Linked DNA regions of Homo sapiens: region 2 is linked to region 1. A link is a contact called in ENCODE Hi-C data. All regions are on one chromosome and are shown on one strand. The core of a region is the stretch at or near the end of the contact, and the rest is flanking DNA. Distances in the headings are between cores, read along the strand shown.

Evidence for each region. A loop is a pair of places that touch in the nucleus more often than their neighbours do. Pooled maps may share reads with other maps.
Region 2: a loop to region 1 is called in a map with no recorded cell type, with 5 times the contacts of the local background. The contact joins the promoter of BRPF3-AS1 here to the enhancer-like site in region 1. A Hi-C loop is called at or near these places in 1 of 37 single-sample maps with no recorded cell type and 4 of 50 pooled maps.

What each region holds. Positions count from the first base shown.
Region 1 is chr6:35,599,914-35,603,351 of GRCh38, reverse strand. The region is part of intron 5 of FKBP5 (FKBP prolyl isomerase 5); the gene reads left to right. Among named protein-coding and RNA genes, the nearest start is that of LINC03135, 58 kb to the right of the region's middle. RefSeq lists a silencer at 686-980 and an enhancer at 1,655-2,160. Within about 2 kb of position 1,896, at least 31 of the 41 ENCODE cell types and tissues checked have a DNase peak (open chromatin) inside an H3K27ac peak, as active enhancers do.
Region 2 is chr6:36,195,531-36,198,968 of GRCh38, reverse strand. BRPF3-AS1 (BRPF3 antisense RNA 1) reads left to right here and starts at 1,766. Exons shown (of 3, transcript NR_187147.1): 1 at 1,766-2,932. BRPF3 (bromodomain and PHD finger containing 3) reads right to left here and starts at 2,225. Exons shown (of 13, transcript NM_015695.3): 1 at 1,999-2,225. RefSeq lists an enhancer at 1,471-1,520 and a silencer at 1,871-2,610.

The sequences.
Region 1 (3,438 bases), core at 647-3,146:
ACTTTGACAGCTTTCTGTGTTGAACCAGTAAATGTTTTCTTACACAGAGCTCTAAAACATGTTTAATCTGGTATAATTTACCACTAGGCACAGGAAAATAATTATAGCTAACATTCCTTTAGTTTGTCTCTGTATATCCACACTTAACAACAGCATTTTCACATGATAGACACCCTGACATATGAATGAATGAATGAATGAATATCAGGTGCTAGATTAAAAGCTCTAATTCAGTATCTAATTTAATCCTCTCAACAATTATCATTTAGCTAGTGTATTATCCACATTCTATCAGTGAAGAAACTGAGCTTCAGATCACTTTAATTACCTTGCCCAAAGTCATAATTGAAGTGGCAGAATGGGACTGGAATCCAGGTCTAACTCAAGTGCTATAGTGGTGTGAAGGGAAGACTGGTAAGGGTTGGTGTTCATGGAGAATTTGTTGCTGGGTGTATACTTCTTGTTTAGATTTCCTGTTTTGAAAACATTCAAACTTGATCAACCAAAAGAAATCATTTGCATAAATGTTATTCAGTTCCAGGAGCCAGGTTCCACGCCTGTTAGCATCTGTCCGTCAGTTCTGTAAGCAATCTTACAGTGGTGTGTGTTCATCCTAAGTAGTACAAAACAGTGCAGAGGAGGAAGGCGGACAGCTTAGGGGAAATCTGACCACCATGCGTGTTGGAAGTATTTCTCTTGTTCTCCTGCTTTTAGAAAGCCATCTCTGCTTGCTTTTTCAGGGGGTTATTAAGATCCTACTCTCTTGGATACTGTGCTCTATTAGGCAGGAGACACAGGCAGAAAGAAGCTCACTTGGCATGAATTAGGCAACAGAGAAAACTCTTGCTCAGTGGGAGTAACCTGTCACAACCTGGTTTTCTCTGGCCAGATAACCAGTCTTGTCGAGTAGTAATGCCATTACAACATTCCCATTCAGATCCTCATGACCCAGTAATTGTTTTGAGAATGAGTGCAAAGCTATCAGACACCAACTACTATAATTAGAAAAGGGAAAAATAGACACTTACCAGAGCTAATGTCTTTAGGCTGGAGCATTTACAGCTTTTTGTTTTTTGTTTTTTAAGTTATGGAGCCTCTTTCTCAGTTTTGCTTCCTAAAATACAAATTGCATGGTTTAGGGGTTCTTGCATTTCATTTTTGTTACTGCTGTGCACTCTCTTTCCTTTTTTCCCCCCTATTTTAATCGGAGTACAAATTGCTGTCAGCACATCGAGTTCATGTGCCAGCCACATTCAGAACAGGGTGTTCTGTGCTCTTCAAAACAAAATTGCTCTAGGGCAGTAAGAGAACAATAAGTCAGAGCTCCAGTTTAAGTGATGTTTTGCAGCTCGCTTGATGTGGTTACACTCCGATTGCGCAGCTAAGCTTGGGTAATTTGGTTTGGTTTGACTTTGTGGGGATTTGGAGGACCTCCCTCCCCCTTTAAGTTACATAGTCTTTAAGTCAAGAAAAAAATGTTGTCTCTTTTTAACTTGTTTATTTCTTTCTCTACCAAAAAAGCCCTAAGTAGAAGCATCCTGTATGTACTTTTATTCTCTTTGGGCATGTCATAGATGATTTACTTCCCGTAAATCATGCTGGTTGGGATTAGCAACAGACCTCCTGAGCCCTACAGGCTGCACTCCCAGTGAGTCACGATGGTTATTATTAAATATTTATTAAGTTAGTATTTGCACTAAAAGATGCCAGGTCAAAAAGCAACCACAGGGCTTCCACAGCCAGAGCTGCCATGGTTTTTGTTCTGTTTTGTTTTGGTAGGAATTTTTAAGATAACATTAAAAAGAATAAGTGGAGCTATAGGAGCTAGGCTCATCTGCATCTGTTACTGCAATCAGGGCCCCTACTGTGGCAATCAGCAGTCTTTCCGTGGCTCCAAGTGGTGTGTGAGTTCTTGTCAGCAGTCTCGTAGAACTTTTCACATCAGTGTTCCAAGTTTAGAAACCAGTTAACCCAGCAATGCCCTTTGCTACTTGTAGATGTAGAGAATCAATGGGCTGTATTCACCATGAGGCTGTGATACCTCCTTTTACTCTGACATTCCGAATGTTGTCAGTATTACAAGGCGATGGTTTTGGTTTTTTATATAAACTGGGGTGTATATGTCTGGATGTATATCCGTTTAAGATTTTATAGTACTGCAGGGTCCAATTGTGAAGGGTTAGATTTACCAGGAAAAAAAAGATTAGTCCACATGTAAAGTAGAAAATATTTATAAGAGCTATCACAAATGTTTACTGTCCTATTACAGCATCAGACACTAGTTCTGTCATTTATTGTCTCTCTGAGAAGACTAGCTACAATGAATGTTTTGCTTTCTTAATTATGCCTTTGTTACAGTTTGACTTTTTTTTGGCATGGTTACTTCATTTATCTTTCCCAACATGTTTATTAGTAGCCAATCTTTTTCCCTCACTAATGATGGGTTATCACATCTAAAGAGAACTTCTGAAATTACTCATTTAATTTTAATATCAAGTACATACATCAAGCTGAAAAACAGCCTAGGAAACTAACGCACAGGCAGGAATCCTTGCAGAGTCTCTGGATTTCCTGTTTTGAAAACATTCAAACTTGATCAACCAAAAGCCACAACAAATGTACTGATAATTTCCTCCCCCACTAAATGTACTCTCCTTAAGGGAGGAAGATGATACTTCCAACAATAAACTTCAGACAAAAAAAATCTGTTAACTAAGTTGTGAGCTACTAGGACAATAAATCTCTATACTTGAGACATTCCACAATACATGAGAAATTTACTTTGCTCAGCAAATCTTTTTTTTTTTTATGAAAAGTGTTATTAGTCTAAATTTCTTGGGCAGAGTTTTAAATATTTAGAAATGCAAACTTTTTAGAACTCTTAACCTCCTTAGAAATATCAATTTTTACTCCAGTAAAAATATCTTTTTTTTTTTGAGACGGTCTCACTCTGTCACCCAGGCTAGATTACAGTGCCGCAATAACAACTCACTGCAGCCTGGAACTCCTAGGTTCAAGCAATCCTCCCACCTCAGCCTCTCGAGTAGCTGGGACTTATAGGTGTGCGTCACCACCCTCAGCGAATTCAGTAAAAATATCTTAAGCCTCAGACTCCCTGTAGAACCTCTCTAGTATGCATGTACAGTCATATGCTGCATAACATTTTGTTTAACAGCAGATTGCACATAGGACAGTGGTCCCGTGAGATTATAATTCCATATCTTTACCTTCTCAATGTTTAGATACACAAGTACTTACCATTGTGTTACAGTTGCCTACAATATTCAGTACAATAACATGCTATACAGATTTATAGCCTAGGAGCAATATGCTATACCACTTAGCCGAGGTTATAGTAGGCTGTTCCATCTAGATTTGTGTAAGAACATTCTAAGATGTTCCCACAGTGATGAGAATACCTGATGACACATCTCTCAG
Region 2 (3,438 bases), core at 517-3,016, 600 kb before region 1:
TCTGGGCAGTATCTGAGGTAAACTCTCAATGCATTCTGTTACCTCAAAAGTCTCTCCCAGAACACTCATATCTAGTCTATCCTTGTACAGCCAAGAGAAAGTCCTAGTTTCCCCCATCATTCTCTGGATGACAAGCTCATAAGGAGCTGCGGTAGGCAGTTACCAAGGCTGTCACCACCAGGAGAGACCTTTGGGGATACAGGGCCCCATGGTGTGGGCAGACTTGGAAGGATATGAACAAAGAGAAGATTTCAAAGAGAAAAACAATTCATCGCCTTGGTTGCAGGGTCTACCATCTATATAAAGTAGAGACGGTGATAATAAAAGCACTTTTTCCAAACTACAAAGCCCTCTTACTTTTAATATTTCTCACAACTACCTTAGGAGATGGTGTAGCTATTATCATCTACACAGAAGCTCAGAAAGATGTCACTCAACGTAAAGCTAGTAAGTGATAACGCTACAATTTGAACCCAGGTCTTCCGATGCTCAATTCCTCTCAGTGGGAATTAAGAACACCACAGAGGTGCTATGGTCTGGTACAAAACGAGGCTCTGGGGCAATCTAGGTTCTAATCTTGGCCCTCTGTGACCTAGAGAAAGTCCCTTAAGCTCTCTATGCCTCCATACTCCATCAGTAAAATGAGGGTAACACAATCTAGCTCTCTAGGTGCTACTTGTTAATAAGGTATTATTAACATCTTTACTTGAAAGGCCTTCCAATCCCAAAGTGTGACTGAAACAAACAAAAAACCAATTTGGCTGAGGAGCAGTGCCAGGCGGGCTGGCACACACCCCATTTGGAGCCAAAGGAAACAGAATCATCGCAGCAATTCTGTCCGGGTTCCAGAGGCCCTTGGCTACTGGATTCCTTACAAATGCCAAGTCCCTGGGGGCAGACAGGGCCAACAGACCTGCTTCATCACCCACCCCTCCAAAGGCACCGAGGCCCTAGAAGAGGTGAGAACATCTGCCTCCACACCGACCCCAAACAGCGCAGACAGGCGGTGCGGCGCCCACTTTCATGAAAGCCGCTCCATCTTCTCCTTCCCCACCTGCCACCTCCTCGGCTGCTCAAGCATCTCTCGACCATGCAAGACTCTACACAGACGTGTTTTGTCCCACCCACGCCTCCAGACACCGGGGAGAAACTCTAGAGGGGGAAGGGACTGCTGATGAGGGAAATGAAAAGAGTTTCGCCCACAAGGAGCTTACAGTCTAGACGAGTTTTTTGGCGGGAGTTTCTCAACCTACACAGCCCTTCCCACATACACACCTCCAAAATATCTCCAACAACCCCCGCCCCCCCAGATTTCCCCTCGGCACCCCCTGACCCCTCGCTCACCCACCCCATCCAGGTCCCCGAAGAATGAGGAGCTTCTGCAATTAGACTGTATCCCCTGCACCTCACACAAGATACTCAGGAGACAAGGAGGACCCCAGCCAAGGCTCCTGCTCCTTTAAGGGGGCACCTCTTCCAGAAGAATCTTGACCCCTCGGAGAAGAAAGGAGGGAAATAACATCTCCTCAGAGGGGAGGGGCGAGCGCACCAGAGACAGCCTGACGTGGAGTCCGACCCTCAGACAGAGAAAGCGAGCGCCAGCGAATGAGCGGGGCGGAGAGGCGAGAACCCATTGGCTGCGTCACCTGCCCGTCAGAGGGACCCAGGGGACCTAGGGCCGCTCAAGGGGCGGGACTCTCGTCTGGCCAGGCCAATTGGAAGGCGTGGCGGGGGCGGGGCTTAGCGGCTCGGAATCCAGGGCTGGGGGGGGAGACAAGATGGCGGCTGCGGGAGGGGGTCCTCGCTTCTCAGCTCCCCCGCTCACCCGCCTTCTCCTTCCCTGCCGCCGCCCTCGCTCCAGGAGAGAGCTTTCGCACCGCCCCCGCCCTGCTCGGAAAGCCCCCCGCTTCTCCGGTTTCCCCCCGTGCAGTCCCTGGTCCCCGAAGGCCCCGATGCCCCCGCCCCCGCTCTGTCCGGCCCCGCTGCCGCCCCCATTACCTCAGCCGCCTGCCCGGCCCCACCGTTCGGGGCCCCTGGGCGCGGGCGGGCAGGCCGCCGAGCAGGTCGGCGCGGCCCGGGAAGCGGAGCGCGGTCTTCTCCCGCGCCTGCCTCCGTGGCCTCCGCCGTGCCCCCTCCCGGCCCGCGCTGGGGCCCCGGCCCGGCCGCCGCCGCCGCTCCCGGGGGAGGAGGGGGAATGGAGCCGCCGCTGCTGCCGCTGCCGCCACGGAGCCCGGCCGAGGGGAGGGAGGGATCAGCCCCCAGGCAGGATCCGCCCCTCCGGCCTCCCCCCGCCACCTCCACCCCTTCCCTCGCTCCCTCCCTGACTCTGCGGGCTCTCCCGCTGAACAGGAGCGAGAGCGCGAAAGAGGGGGAAACGGGAAAAAAATCCCCCCGCCCGTGCCTGGCGCGGCGGCGGCCGGGGCGGTGCGGAGAGGAGCGCGGAGGCGCCGCCGCCGCCGCCACGGGGCACCATCCCCGGCTCGGCCTCACGGTGGCGGTGCGGGCGCGGCGGGGACACCGAGCAAGAGACCGGGTCTGCGCCCGCCGCGATCCCTGCGCACCACGGCCCTGCCCGCCACGGGGCGAGCCCGATAAGAGGGCTGTGGACGTTCGGGTCTAGTTGGGAGAGACAGGGGTCCCTGACTCTTGAGCGGTCAGTCATTTCCTCCCCAGTCCTTGTGGGTGACGTGGCTACGGTTTGGAGCAGCAAGCCCCCTCCCCGAACTAAAGGGCCTCTCCAAAGGTTAAGCCAGGGCAGTCATTGAGGTCAAAACCAATATGTAGTTTCTTGACTGCAGGTGCCTGCACGACTCCCAGAAAGTCGCGTCTCCCCTAACCCCCATGCCCAGGACCTGAGGACAAAGGTCTAGCGATTGTCCATCCCCTCCCCCAGTGAGGACAGCCGGGAAAGACCTGCCTTTGTTGTGTACAGGTGAGCGTCTTGTTCCGCACCACACATCTTTTAAAAAAAAAAAAAAAAAATCTGACTTTCCGTTTAAAAGGAGTAAACAAAAGTTTGACAGTCTGCTTAAGCATGCCTGGTAACTCGTCTGTCACTGTGGGCATGGGAAACACTTTAAACCTGACTTGGTTAATTTAATGCATTAGGCGGCTTTCTAAAAGATGCTTGACAAATGGCAGCATCAGACCAAACTGGCTTTTGTTTTGATCTAAAAAAACAAAAAAATAAAGAAAAGGGCTCCATTGCCACCCCCTTTTGCCTGTAAACTGGAAAGCTTACCTCATGTGACTGAAGTCTTAAGCACCAATACATAATGATGTTTATAAAGGACGTATGGATAAGCTGCCTGTAAATGTGAAGGTGAGTGACAGTTTGAAAGTGTTTCCTCTGCTGGCACTTGTGGTGTAGCTGGTGAGACTCAATTTCTTTCTTGGTTCTGATGATCAAGGACATGTATTCTAGAGTCAGAAGGATGA